Linked DNA regions of Homo sapiens: region 1 is linked to region 2. The links are chromatin loops, found by intact Hi-C in ENCODE. Cell type or tissue: GM12878. All regions are shown on one strand. Each heading gives the region's core, and the rest is flanking DNA. Links, peaks and the distances in the headings are about the cores only. Region 1 overlaps LOC105370005 (a long non-coding RNA gene). Region 2 overlaps LINC03088 (long intergenic non-protein coding RNA 3088).

What was found. A loop is a pair of places that touch in the nucleus more often than their neighbours do. Peaks named below come from ENCODE experiments on the same cell type or tissue, not always from the same donor. Only the 100,000 strongest peaks of a DNase experiment are listed, where the experiment ranks them.
Region 1: a loop joins it to region 2, with 17 times the contacts of the local background. A loop is called at or near these places in 1 of 110 quality-filtered maps.

Annotation. Positions count from the first base shown.
Region 1 is chr12:116,335,757-116,342,477 of GRCh38, reverse strand. It overlaps LOC105370005 (a long non-coding RNA gene), which reads left to right. Exons shown (of 3, transcript XR_945392.2): 3 at 2,108-2,182. Among named protein-coding and RNA genes, the nearest start is that of MED13L, 61 kb to the right of the region's middle. RefSeq lists an enhancer at 5,257-5,306. In GM12878, for the core only: no CTCF peak of the experiment used is centred there; no DNase peak of the experiment used is centred there; H3K27ac peaks cover 154 bases.
Region 2 is chr12:116,670,082-116,676,802 of GRCh38, reverse strand. The region is part of intron 1 of LINC03088 (long intergenic non-protein coding RNA 3088); the gene reads right to left. Among named protein-coding and RNA genes, the nearest start is that of LINC03088, 12 kb to the right of the region's middle. RefSeq lists an enhancer at 3,550-3,859. In GM12878, for the core only: a CTCF peak has its summit at 2,753; a DNase peak (open chromatin) is centred at 3,512; H3K4me3 peaks cover 982 bases; H3K27ac peaks cover 1,112 bases.

The sequences.
Region 1 (6,721 bases), core at 1,303-5,302, 330 kb after region 2:
TACATGGCCTTGGAGCAACTGCCAATCAAGGTTTCCTGCCCTTCCCTTCCCTCCATGCCAAATGAATAAGCCCTTGACCCAAATGAACCAAAGACAGACAATGGCTGACATTGATATATCATGTACGTGAGACACTTAAGAGACACTCCATTCATTCTTGCTCCCTACATCCCTAGAATTTGTGTGGTTCTGGTCATTCCTTCACAAGGTCCAGTTTTTCCATTGCTTCTGCAAGTCTCCCACATCTTTCCAATAAATTTCCAGCATCATTTTCTGTTGCTTACAATCACAGAACCCTGGTTGATACATCTTTTGCTATGGTTTGGATGTTTGTCCCCTGAAACTTCATGTTGAAATTTGATCCTGCCAGGTGCAGTTGCTCACTCCTGTAATCCCAGCACTTTGGGAGGCTGAGGCGGGTGGATCACGAGGTCAGGAGATCGAGACCATCCTGGCTAACGTAGTGAAACCCCATCTCTACTAAAAATACAAAAAAATGAGCCAGGCATGGTGACCGGTGCCTGTCATCCAAGCTACTCGGGAGGCTGAGGCAGGAGAATGGCATGAACCTGGGAGGTGGAGCTGGCAGTGAGCTGAGATTGTGCCACTGCACTCCAGCCTGGGCAACAAAGCAAGACTCCGTCTCAAAAAAAAAAAAAAAAAAAAAGCCCGGGTGCGGTGGCTTATGCCTGTAATCCCAGCACTTTGGGAGGCCGAGGCGGGCAGATTACCTGAGGTCGGGAGTTCGAGACCAGTCTGACCAACATGGAGAAACCCCGTCTCTACTAAAAATACAAAATTAGTTGGGCATGGTGGCACATGCCTGTAATCCCAGCTACTAGGGAGGCTGAGGCAGGAGAATCACTTGAACCTGGGAGGCTGAGGTTGCCGTGAGCTGAGATCACGCCATTGCACTCCAACCCCGGGCAACAAGAGCGAAACTCCGTCTCAAAAAAAAAAAAAAAGAAAGAAAGAAAAAAAGAAATTTGATCCCAATGTTGGAGATGGGGCCTAATGGCACAGATTAATGTACAGATTAATGCCCTCCCTTGTGGAGAGTCCTCACTCTATTGGTTCCCTTGAGAATCTGGTACATCTCTCCTCTCTCGTTCGCCCTCTCCTGCCATACAATCTCTGCACACACCATTTCCTATTTATCTCCCGTTGGGTGGAAGCAGCATGAGGCCCTCACTAGAAGCCGATGTTGGCACCATGCTTTTTGTACGGCCTGTGGCAGTGTGCACCAAAAAAACTTATTTACAAATCACCTAGCCTTAGGTATTCCTGTATAGCAACATAAAATGGACTAAGACATCTTTCCTGACCACTGTGTTCAAATAGGGACTCCCATGCCATTCTCTACCTCAATACTTTTTTTCTGGAGACAGAGTTTTGCTCCGTTGCACAGGCTGGAGTGCAGTGGTACAATCTTGGCTCACTGCAATCTCTGCCTCCCAGGTTCAAAATGATTCTTGTGCCTCAGCCTCCTCAGTAGCTGGGATTACCGACTTGTGCCACTACGCTTGGCTAATTTTTCATACTTTTAGTAGAGACGGGGTTTCCCCATGTTGTTCAGGCTGGTCTCAAACTTCTGACCTCAAATGATCCCCCCCATCAGCCTCCCAAAGTGCTGGGATTATAGGCATGAGCCACTGCACCCAGCCTCTACCTCAATACTTTATTTTTTTAAGCCCATGAAATGTTATCATTGCTTCATTTATTTATATAGTGTCTTTTTCTGATACCAGACCATAAGTTCCATGCAAACAGGGAATGCAACAGTCTTGATGACTACTACATGCCCTGGATCTAATATACGCCTGAATATATTTGAGTATTATTGAATATTTATTAACTGAATGGTCGGCTTAGGCATTTAGAGGTCAGAACTGGAATTTGAATGTTATTTATAATATCAGTTGTTTAAAGCATGCTTTATAGGTAACTTATGGTGGTCTAAAAGTGCAAGTTGGGAATGACGTTAAGAGCAGCTGGAAATGTCAGGGATATCGAGATGGGGGACTAAAGCACCCAGGAGAGTAGATTACTGAATTTCCAGATCCTAGAACAGTGGCTCTCAAATGCTTTTGATCTTTGGCTCACTTAGGCAAGGCCAAAGACCCTTCCTCCCATCTGCAGCCACCAGTTCCTGCTTTGTGACTTGTGCAGTAGGAGTTTTGCAGCATTGAAAAGCATCATGCAGGAGCCAGGCTTCCAGAAGATCCCTGCGGCTGAGTTCTCGGTAATTCCCAGTAACACTCTAATTTTAGTTATGACTAGTCAATTGTAGTAACTCACTTAGTAGGTTCCTAGAAAGTGGCACTTAGTCATGCATCAAGCTGGAAATCAACGGATATATGTGTAACTTGTTCATAAGAACCAGAGGAAGAATGTGACCTTTTAGGATCAGTTGATGGCCTGTAGAAAGGAGCTTAGACCCACTCAGTGGGCTGCAGGCCACATACCAAGAACTGCACCACTGGAACCCAAGGGCTGTAGAGGTGTTGGGGGTTGGGCCCCAGAGTCATACAGCAAGAGTCTGCATACCCAAAGTGCAGATGGAATGGTCCATAGAATGAATAAACAATACCTCCCACATATAGACACATGAATAGTTTTTCAGCACTAGTGCAATTTTTAAAAATTCTTTAAAAGTACATACTAATTCACAGTGGCTTTTTGTTGTTATGCCTTTTCTCATGAGAAAACACTCAAGTGCAGGTTGGTGATATTTTTGAAGGTTTTGAAAAGGGTATCCTGGCCGGGCACAGTGGCTCACACCTGTAATCCCAGCATTTGGGAGGCTGAGGCAGGCGGATCGTTTGAGGCCAGGAGTTCGAGAGCAGCCTGGACAACATAGCGAGACCTTGTTTCTACAAAAAATTTAAAAATTAGCTGGATGTGCTAGTGTGGTGCGCCTGTAGTCTCAGCTACTCAGAAGCCCAGGTGGGAGGATCACTTGAGCCCAGCAGTTGGAGGCTACAGTGAGCCATGATCACGCCACTGCCAGTCTGGGCAACAGAGAAAGACCCTGTCTCTAAATAAATAAATACAGAAATAAATAATAAAAAGGGCATCCTGGTACTAAGCATTGGGATAAAGTTGGGAACCACTGGTTTTGTGCCTCCCTCAGCTACAGAAGCCAGGGAAGGAGGAGTTCAGTCCTCCACACCCCATTTGGAGTGGCACTCAGACCTCCTCCCTGGCCCTTTGGTTCTGGAGGATTATACCCACTTCCTCATTACCAAGGCAAACATGCAGAGTTGGATTTGCATGAGTTAAACACATGTCTGGTACAACCCCATGTTAATAAGTATTTAGTGTTATATTTTAAAGTCGCATTACAGGCCCGGCTCAGTGGCTCATGCCTGTAACCCCAGCACTCTGGGAAGCCGAGGCAGGCAGATCACTTGAAGTCAGGAATTCAAGACCAGCCTGGCCAACATGGTGAAACCTCATCTCTACTAAAAATACAAAAATTAGCTGGGCATGGTGGCGCACGCCTGTAATCCCAGCTACTCGGGAGGCTGAGGCAGGAGAATTGCTTGAACCTGGGTGGCAGAGGTTGCAGTGAGCTGAAATCACGCCACTGCACTCCAACCCAGATGACAGAGCGAGACTCGGAAAAAAAAAAAAAGAAAGGAAAAAAGTTGCATTACAAAAAAAAAAAAAAAGTCACCAGGAGTCCCTCCCTGTCCACCTCTCTGCTGCTCGGCCTTCTTTGGGCTGGCTTTGTTTGCAGGCAGGGCCTCCCACAGATGGCTGCTAGCAGCTCTAGGCTCACATTCTACCAGTTTAGTAACCCTATCGAGAAAAGAAAGCCTCTCTCCCCATGGTTTCCGCCAAAAAATAGCTGCCATTCATTGAGTGCTTCTTCAGAGCCAAGCCCACCTCCTGGGCACGTTTCTCAATCCTCTCAATTATTCCTCACAATGGCTCTCAGATGTTGTCGCTATTATTATCCCACTTTAAAGTGAGGAGACTGAGGTTACATAAACTTACCCAAGGTCACAGGGCTACTAAATGACAGAGCTAGAGCTGATGCTCTTAATTGTCACACTATACTGCCCACCGTGACCACGGACTTTCCTGCAGTTATTCCCCAAATCTCTGGGATGGGGCAGGGCTCATATTTAACAGAAGACAATGAGTGGCAGCTCTGTTCCAGCTCCTTTGTGGGTGTTATCTCACTTTTATCCCCATTTCACAGCTAAGGAAACTGAGGCTCAGAGAGGTTAATTAACTTTCCCAAGCTCACACAGACAAAAGGTAGAGAATTAGGGCTGGGCACGGTGGCTCACGGCTATAATCCCAGCACTCTGGGAGGCAGAGGCAGGCGGATCACTTGAGGCTAGGAGTTGGAGACCAGCCTGGCCAATGTGGTGACAACCCGTCTCTACTAAAAATGCAAAAATAAGCTGGGCATGGTTGTGGGCACCTGTAATCCCAGCTACTTGGGAGGCTGAGGCACAAGAATTGCTTGAACCCAGGAGGCAGAGGTTGCAGTGAGCCAAGATCTCGCCACTGCACTCCAGCCTGGGCAACACAGTGAGACTCTGTGTCAAAACAAAACAAAACAAAACAAAAAACAGAAAAGCGGACATCCAGGGAAGGGAAAGAAGCCAAGGAGGAGTGTGAGCATAGAAGCAGAAAAGGACACTAGTGTCACATCATGGGGAGCCTCAAGAGCTGAGGATACCACACTTCTTAATTCAGGTGGTTCAGGTAGGCAGTGTCAATCCATATGGAGTGAACCTGTTTCCCATTTCTTCGGGAACCTGCCTTCCCCTTGCTAGAATTACATTTTAGAATTGCAATTAGAATTCCCCCAGCTAGAATTAACATTCTAGGCAGGCTCCCAAAGGAATGGGGATGCTGCTACCAGAAGGGGGAGGCACCCTGGACGGAGAAAGAAGAGAGAGGTCGGCTATCATCAAATCCTTCCGCTCATTCATTCAACAACAAATACGTATTGAACATCAACAGTGGGCCAAGCCTGTGCTTGACATAGAGTCACGAACTCTTAGACTACGGAATCTGCCCTTCAATTTCCCCCTTTCCACTACTGGATTCAGCTACCCCCTGCTTGCCTTCGATTGTTTCAGTTCTTCAAGTTTAAATTTCTGAAAGAGGCCGGATGTGGTGGCTCATGCCTGTAATCCCAGCACTTTGAGAGGCTGAGGCTAAGGCAGGCAGATCACTTGAGGCCAGGAGTTCAAGACCAGCCTGGGTAACATGTTGAAACTCCGTCTCTACAAAAAAAAATACAAAAATTAGCCAGGCGTGGTGGTGCATGCCTGTGGTTCCAGCTACTCGAGAGGCTAAGGTGGGAAGGTCAATTGGGCCCAGGAGGTTGAGGCTTCCGTGAGCCATGACCGTGCCACTGCACTCCAGCCTGGGTGAGACAGCGAGACTCTGTCTCAAAAGTAAATGAATTAATAAATAAATTTCTCAGAGAGGTCTGATTCTCTTGTGTTTTGAGTCTGACTACACGGTAGGTCATGAGCCCAGTCCAATTAGACAGAAAACAGCTGACCGTGGCTCCTCTAAGCAGAGCACCGCAGGCAGGGGAGTTCCCATACAAAGGGAAGTTGGGTGTGACGGACTCCATGTCAACATAACCACCTACAGTCAGAGGGGTCATTGCAGCAGATCAGCCACGTCATCATCCTTTACTGAAGCCATCACATCACTCCCACTAGCAACAGATTCATACCCAGAGTTATCTTTTTTTTGTTTGTTTGAGACGGAGTCTCCCTCTGTTGCCCAGGCTGGAGTATAGTGGTGTGATCTCGGCTCACTGCAAGCACCACCTCCCGGGTCCACGCCATTCTCCTACCTCAGCCTCCCGAGTAGCTGGGACTACAGGTGCCTGCCTCCACGCCTGGCTAATTTTTTTTGTATTTTTAGTAGAGACAGGGTTTCAGTATGTTAGCCAGGATGGTCTCAATCTCCTGACCTTGAGATCCGCCCACCTTGACCTCCCAAAGTGCTGGGATTACAGGCGTGAGCCACCGCGCCTGGCCCATACCCAGAGTTATCTTGATGGTGCTGACTATAATCCTATACTCAGGACATTGGTTCAGTCACAAAGGTTGGGGAAAAATGATTATAAATTCTCCTAATGCAGACAGTGATGATGGTTGGGATGCAAATTATCACTGAGCAATTTTTTTTTTTACCACTGCATTTGCATTAAACCATTTGAATACTACTGAATGATTTATATGTTGAAAGGGACTCTATTCCCCATTGCAGGAGATGAGAGGCACAATTAGCTCATGATTAGTCATCTCTGAAGAAGAGGCATAACGGGTCCGAGTGGGAAAGTAGAAATTCATAGTTTCACCAGGCACGGTGGTGCATGCCTGGAGTCCCAGCTACTCGGGAGGCTGAGAAGAGAGGATCTCCTGAGATGGGAGTTCAAAGCCAACTTGGGCAATATAGCGAGACCCTGTCTCAAGAAAGAGAATGGAAGGAAGAAAGGAAGGAAGAAAGGGAGGGAAGGAGGCAAGTTATCTTAGGATTGCACATTGGGTCTGCCTTTCTAAAGAACAATTTGGCAATAGCTATTAAATACTAAATATACAAAATCTTTTTGATCCAGTAATTCTAGGAATTTGTGGTAAGAACATAATCAGAGTTGTATTGGAAAATATTTCTCCAAGGTGGTTCACTGCAGCATTAATATAATACTAAGCCAGGCGTGGTGGCTCACGCC
Region 2 (6,721 bases), core at 889-4,888:
TTTGAGATGGGGTCATGCTCTGTTGTCCAGCTGGTCTCAAACTCCTGACCTCAGGTGATCCGCCTGCCTCAGCCTCCCAAAGTATTGGGATTACAGGCGTGAGCCACTGCATACGGCCAAAATTCCATCAATTTTTTTTTCTTTTGAGTCAAGTCTCGCTCTGTTGCCTCAGCTGTAATGCAGTGGTGCAATCATAACTCACTGCAGCCTTGAACTGGTGGCCTCAAGCAATCCTTCTGTCTCAGCCTCCTGAATAGCTGGGACTATAGGCATGAGCCTTTTTTTTGGGAGGGAAGGGGGTGGATGGGGTCTTGCTCTGTTGCCCAGGCTGGAGTGCAGTGGCACGATCTTGGCTCACTGCAACCTCTGCCTCTTGGGTTCCAGCAATTCTCCTGCCTTAGCCTCCCGAGTAGCTGGTATTACAAGCACACACCACCACGTACAGCTAATTTTTGTATTTTTAATAGAGATGGGGTTTCACCATGTTGACCAGGCTGGTCTTGAACTCCTGACCTCAAGTGATCTGCCTACCTTAGCTTTCCAAAGTGCTGGGATTACAGGCATGAGCCACTGCACCCAGCCCTCTTCTTTATAGTCTTTACCCTGCAACCCCATCCCTCCCAGGGTGGTGCTGGAACCACAGCCATGAGGATGATTTGAAAAATCCCCACTGCCTTGACCGAGTGAAATTGAAGGAGGGCAGTTAGTTGGCAAGAACCAATTTCCACCTCTGGCAACAGCCTCCTTTGCTTTCTCTTAATGGTCTGTTATCCTCTCTCAAAGTTGACACATTTGCCATCCATGGAGAGTACCAAGTGGTGGCTTGGAATGTCCTATGTACAAAGGTGCCTCTCTCCATCACTCTTGCCAGCGTCCCTCCCGAGAGCATGAAGGCCAAGGTCAATGTCATCCCCTTTTCCCCAGAGAACCTTGCCCAGGGCTTCAGGCTCAGCCCGTTTTCCCCAAGTTCACGTATTCATTTTGTTCCCCCGCTTATCTTCTGAACTCTGAGGTCGGCTCTCCTTCCTATTGCTTTTTGCTGGCTTCGTTGTTTCACACCGGACGGTCACTTAGATTCCTGCCTGGATAGGGAAAGATCTTCTGATGAAAGTCCCCTCCACGCTGGGGGCCCTGGAGCAGGACTGGCCTCTCTGCAGGCAGATATTGTCTGATTTCCGGGAGCTCTAAAGAGCTTGACCTGCATATAATTACAAAATGACCTACCAGACAAGGAAATGTTTGTTTACGCTAAATCTCTGCCGCCACCCACCTCCCCCGGCCTGACTCCCCTATCAGGGAGAAAGGTTGAGTACCACCAATTCTCTCACGTCCATTGTGAGTCTTTCCTCCTGGTTTCCGTCTTGCAGGCTTTTCCCCTCCCCTCCCCTCTGGCCTGCAGGAGAGGCAGGGAGTTAGAAGTAGATGGAGTGTGGGCCGGGTGCAGTGGCTCACGCCTGTAATCCCAAGGCCTTGGGAGGCTGAGGCAGGAGGACTGCCTGAAACCAAGGAGTTTGAGATCAGCCTGGGAAACATGGTAAGACCTCATCTCTACAAAAAAAAAAATTAAAAATTTGCTGGGTGCAGTGGGGTGAGCCTGTAGTCCCAGCTACTTGGGAGGCTGAGGCAGGAGGATCGTGTAATCCAAGGAGGTCAAGGCTGCAGTGAACTAGATGGTGCCACTGCACTCCATCCTGGGCAACAGAATCAACAGAATAAGACCCTGCCTCTAAAAGAAACAAAAAAATAATAGATGGAATGAGTGTTCTTGTGGGATGATTGTGAAGTCTGATCATTTTCGCTTAGTCATACTTGCAGCAAATGTTTATTGAGCATATAATAAGAGCCAAGTGCTGTGTAGACTCGGTGTTGCACAGAGAATAAGTCTGACATGGTCCCTGCCTTCATCCAGCTAGTGGTTTAGGGGCCAAATGTCAAGTTACAACCGTGGTACCTGCCTAGGCAGAAGAGTTCAGGGCAGAGTGAAAGCATCTTACTTAGGGAAGACCTGACCTAGCAGTGCTGGTGGGTTAGGGGGAGGCCAGAAAAGGTCTGAGGGACTTTTGCCCTGTAGGGGGGTGGGCGGGGGCTTTTTCTCATTAAAAAAAATTACATTTTGCAACTTTGTTGGTATAAATCCAGGTTGGATTCATCATAATATAGTCACTGTCTCCCTCTTCTGATTTTAAAAGAAATTAAGCCTTTTTTTCTGGGCCCCTAAAGGTATCATAGACCCTGGACACTATGCAGTTGTGCCTCTGGGAAAAGGTCGCCTCAAGGAAAAGACAACGGAATTAATATCTGAAGAATAAACAAGAGTTAATTCAGTGAATAAGGGGTGGGGTCGGTGGGGTGTGGGCACCATAAACAGCATATACAAAGGCCCTGTGGTGGAGGAAATGAGCAATTGACAAGCTTCAGATGTAGCTCAGGAAGCATGTGTGGATAAGGTGAGGACACAGAGAAAGCCGGGCCATATGCAGCCTTTCCCCAGAGCAGTGGGAAGTCACTGATACATCTCAAGGCAGGAAGTTGAATGACTTTGGAAGGCATCAATAGGAAAAGCTGGCCAGAAAACCAGAAGGCCCCCCAATTCTCCCTATTAAATCTAATCAACAGAATGAGAACCTATCTGGAACAGAACAGGCATTGATGTTACCCAGGTTAAGAAGAAGCTGAGATGTACGGGCCTGCTGGTCTGTGGTTACTGGAGAAGACAAGACAATATTTTCCCCCAAACTTTGTTATGCCTTCTTTCCTAGGTGGCGCCCTTGGGAAATAGATTCTGAGGCAGAGATTTGTGTGCAGGTTTATGGGTGTGTGTTCTTGGAAACAACATCCATAAGGACGTAAGGGCAATATTGGGCGGATACAAGGGAGATCTCAGGTTATCCCAGAGCTCCCTAGAACCAGTGAAGCAGGAGACGGGACTTAACTCCAGGGGTGGGGCTTGGACACTGGACCACATTGAGGACTAGCTAAAACAGGGATGGGGCAGTAGCACCTCTCCATAAGACACGCCCACCTGTGAGCGCTGACAGTTTACCATTGCCATGGCAACACTGGGAGTTACTGCTCCTTTCCGTGGCAAAGACCGAGGACCCAAATGCTACCACCCTTTCCTTGAAATTTCTGCATAAACTGCCCCTTAATCTACATGTAATTAAAAGTAGCTATAAATATTTTCGTTTGTTTTTTTGGAGGCTGCATTGAGCTGAGGTCACGCCATTGCACTCCAGCCTGGGCGACGAAGTGAGACTCTGTCTCAAAAAAAAAAAAAAAAAAAAGAAAGAAAGAAAAAAAAAGAAAATACAGGCATTTGTTGTGCTGTGCGTTGGGTATACAGCAAGCTTGAAACAGGCATGCAGGCACGGCTGTGGGCTCCTGGTCCTCACAGCCTGGCAGGAAAGGCAGGCCCTTGGACACTGAAGTGAGGGGAAGCAAAGTTACTGGAGATGAGAACAAGGGACCCAACTGTCATGTAAGACAGGATGTGGCATGTGTTACAGTAAAAGCAAAAGTTCACTAAAAAAGCTTCTGCACAGCAAAAGTGATAATCAACAGAGTGAACAGACAAGCTGCAGAATGGGAGAACATATTTGCAAACTGTGCATCTGACAAAGGACTGATATCCAGAATCTACAAAGAACTCGAACAACTCAACAACAACAAAGGGCAAATAACCCCATTAAAAGGTGGACAAAGGACATGAACAGACATCTTGTTAAAGGAGACACACAAATTACCAAGAAACATGTGAAAAATGCTCAACATCGCTAATCATCAGAGAAACGCAAACTGAAACCACAGTGAGATACTATCTCACTCTAGTCAGGATGACCATCATTAAACAGGCAAAAAAATCACAGATGTTGGCGAGGATGTGGAGAAAAGGGAACACTTCTACACTGCTGGTGGAAGGTAAATTAGTACAACCTCTATGGAAAACAGTAGGGAGATTTCTCAAAAGAACTAAAAATAGTCCTACTATTCGATCCAGCAACCCCAAAACTGGTGTATATACCCGAAGGAAAAGAAATCATTGTATCAAAAAGATACCTGCACCCATATCGCAGCACTATTCACAATAGCAAAGATAAAGAGGCTAAGTATCCAGAACACATGAATGGATAAATATCTCTCACACACACACACACACACACACACACACACACACACACGAAGACTACTCAGCCATGTAAAAGAATGAAATCATGTCCTTTGCAGCAACGTGAATGGAACTAGAGGCAGTTATCTTTAAGTGAAATAACAGACACAAAGTCAAATACTGCATGTTCTCACTTATAAGTGGGAGCTAAATAATATGAACACATGCACATAGAGAGTGGAATAATAGACATTGGAGACTCAGAAGGGTGGGGAGGGGGAGGGAGAGGGATGAAAAGTTACTTAATGGGTACAATGTACACTATTCGGGTGATGGCTACACTAAACCCCAGACTTCACCAGTATGCAATATATCCATATAACAAAACTGCACCTGTACTCCCGAAATCAATCAATCTATGTATTTTACCGATCATCTATCAGTCTATTTATCTTATCTTTCATCAATCTATCTTATCTATCAATCATCTATCTTATCTATCATCTATCAATCATCTATCCATCGTATCTATCTTCTATCAATCATCTTATCTATCATCTATCAATCTATCAAGTCTTATCAATCTATTATCTATCTATCTATCCACCCATCCAATCTCGCTCTCTTTCTCTTTCTCTCTCTCTCTCCCCCTCTCTAAAGCACAAGCTCGGCTGGGCGCAGTGGCTCATGCCTGTAATCCCAGCACTTTGGGAGGCGAGGCAGGCAGATCATTTGAGGTCAGGAGTTCAATGAGACCAGCCTGGCCAACATGGTGAAAACCCTGTCTCTACTAAAAATACAAAAAAAGTGAGCTGGGCATGGTTGGTGGCATGCATCAGTAATCCCGGCTACTCAGGAGGCTGAGGCAGGAGAATCGCTTGAACCCAGGAGGCAGAGGTTGCAGTGAGCCGAGATCATGCCACTGCACTCCAGCCTGGGTGATAGAGTGAGACCATGTCTTCCCTCACCAAAAAAAAAGCACAAGCTCAGGAAGTTGGGAACACACATGGGGAGACACGTGCTCTGGGATATGAGATTGGGGGTAGAAACCCCCAACGTGCATGCTCTGAGTTGAGCCTGGAGAGACGGCACTATTGAGAGATGAAGGGATGAGGAGGAGCACATGGGCAGAAGGAACCACAGCGGCAAAAGCAGCGACAAGCCACTGCACCCGGGAGGATGGCTATAACCAGGGAAACAAAAGAGGAAAATAACAAGTGTTGACGATGATGTGGAGAAACTGGAATCCTCATGTGTTGCTGGTGCAAATATAAATACAGAGCAGCCATTCTGGAAAAAATACAGTGCAGCCATTGTGCCATTTTGGGCAGTTCCTCAAAAAGTTAAACATAAAATTATCATGTGATATAGCGTATCCACCCCTAGATATATACCCCAAATAACTGAAAACAGGGGTATTTAAAGAGATACTTGAACACAAATGTTCATAGCAGCACTACTTACAGTAGCCAAAAGGTGAAAACAGCCTGAATGTCTATTGATGGAGGAATGGCTGAACAAATTGTGGGCTATTCATACAATGGAATATTATATGGCTATAAAAAGGAACCAAGTACTGACCCATACTACAACATGGATGAACTTTGAAAACATTATACTAAGTGAAGGAAGTCAGGCATAAAAGGTGACCTACTGTATGACAGCATTAGAGGAAATGTCTAGAATAGGCAAATTCATAGAGACAAAAAGTAGATTTGTGGTTGCCAGGGCCTGGGTGCCAGGGGAGAAACTGGAGAAACTGCCTAATAGGTTGAGAAATTTTACTCTGGAGTCATTGAAATGTTTTGGAACTATGTAGAAGTGGGGTTTGTACAACATTGTGAATATACTAAAACCCACTGAATTCTACCCTTTAATATGATTTTTTATTATGTGAATTTCACTTAAATATATATATATATATATATAATTTTTTTTTTTTGAGACAGCGTCTCACTCCATCACCTGGGTTGGAGTGCAGTGGTGCAATCTCAGCTCACTGTGACCTCTGCCTTCCGGGTTCAAGCAATTCTCCTGCCTCAGCCTCCTGAGTAGCTGGGATTACAGGCATGTACCATTACGCTTGGCTAATTTTTGTATTTTTAGTAGAGACAGGGTTTTGCCATGTTGGCCAGGCTGGTCCTGAGCTGCAGCCTGCCTCGGGTCCCGAAGTGCTGGGATTAGAAGCGTGAGCCACTGCGCCTGGCTCCACCTAAATAATTTTTTTTTTTTAAGCACAGGGAAGTGCAGTCTGTAGGGGAAGAACTGACGTTAGAGTAGGGAGCTAGGCAGACATGAGCAGGGCAGGAAAGGGCCCCCACCCCGACCCACAGGAATGTCAAGTGACCATCAGGTGATAGTCAGGTGGTTGTTAAACTCTCTCTCTAAAATACTAATTGGGCCAGGTGTGGTGGCTCACACTTGTAATCCCAGCACTTTGGGAGGTGGAGACATGTGGATCACTTGAGGTCAGGAGTTCGAGACCAGCCTGGCCAACATGGTGAAACCTCATCTCTACTAAAAATACAAAAATCAGTGGGGCATGGTGGTGGGCACCTGTAATCCCAGCTACTCAGGAGGCTGAGGCAGGAGAATCGCTTGAACCTGGGAGGCAGA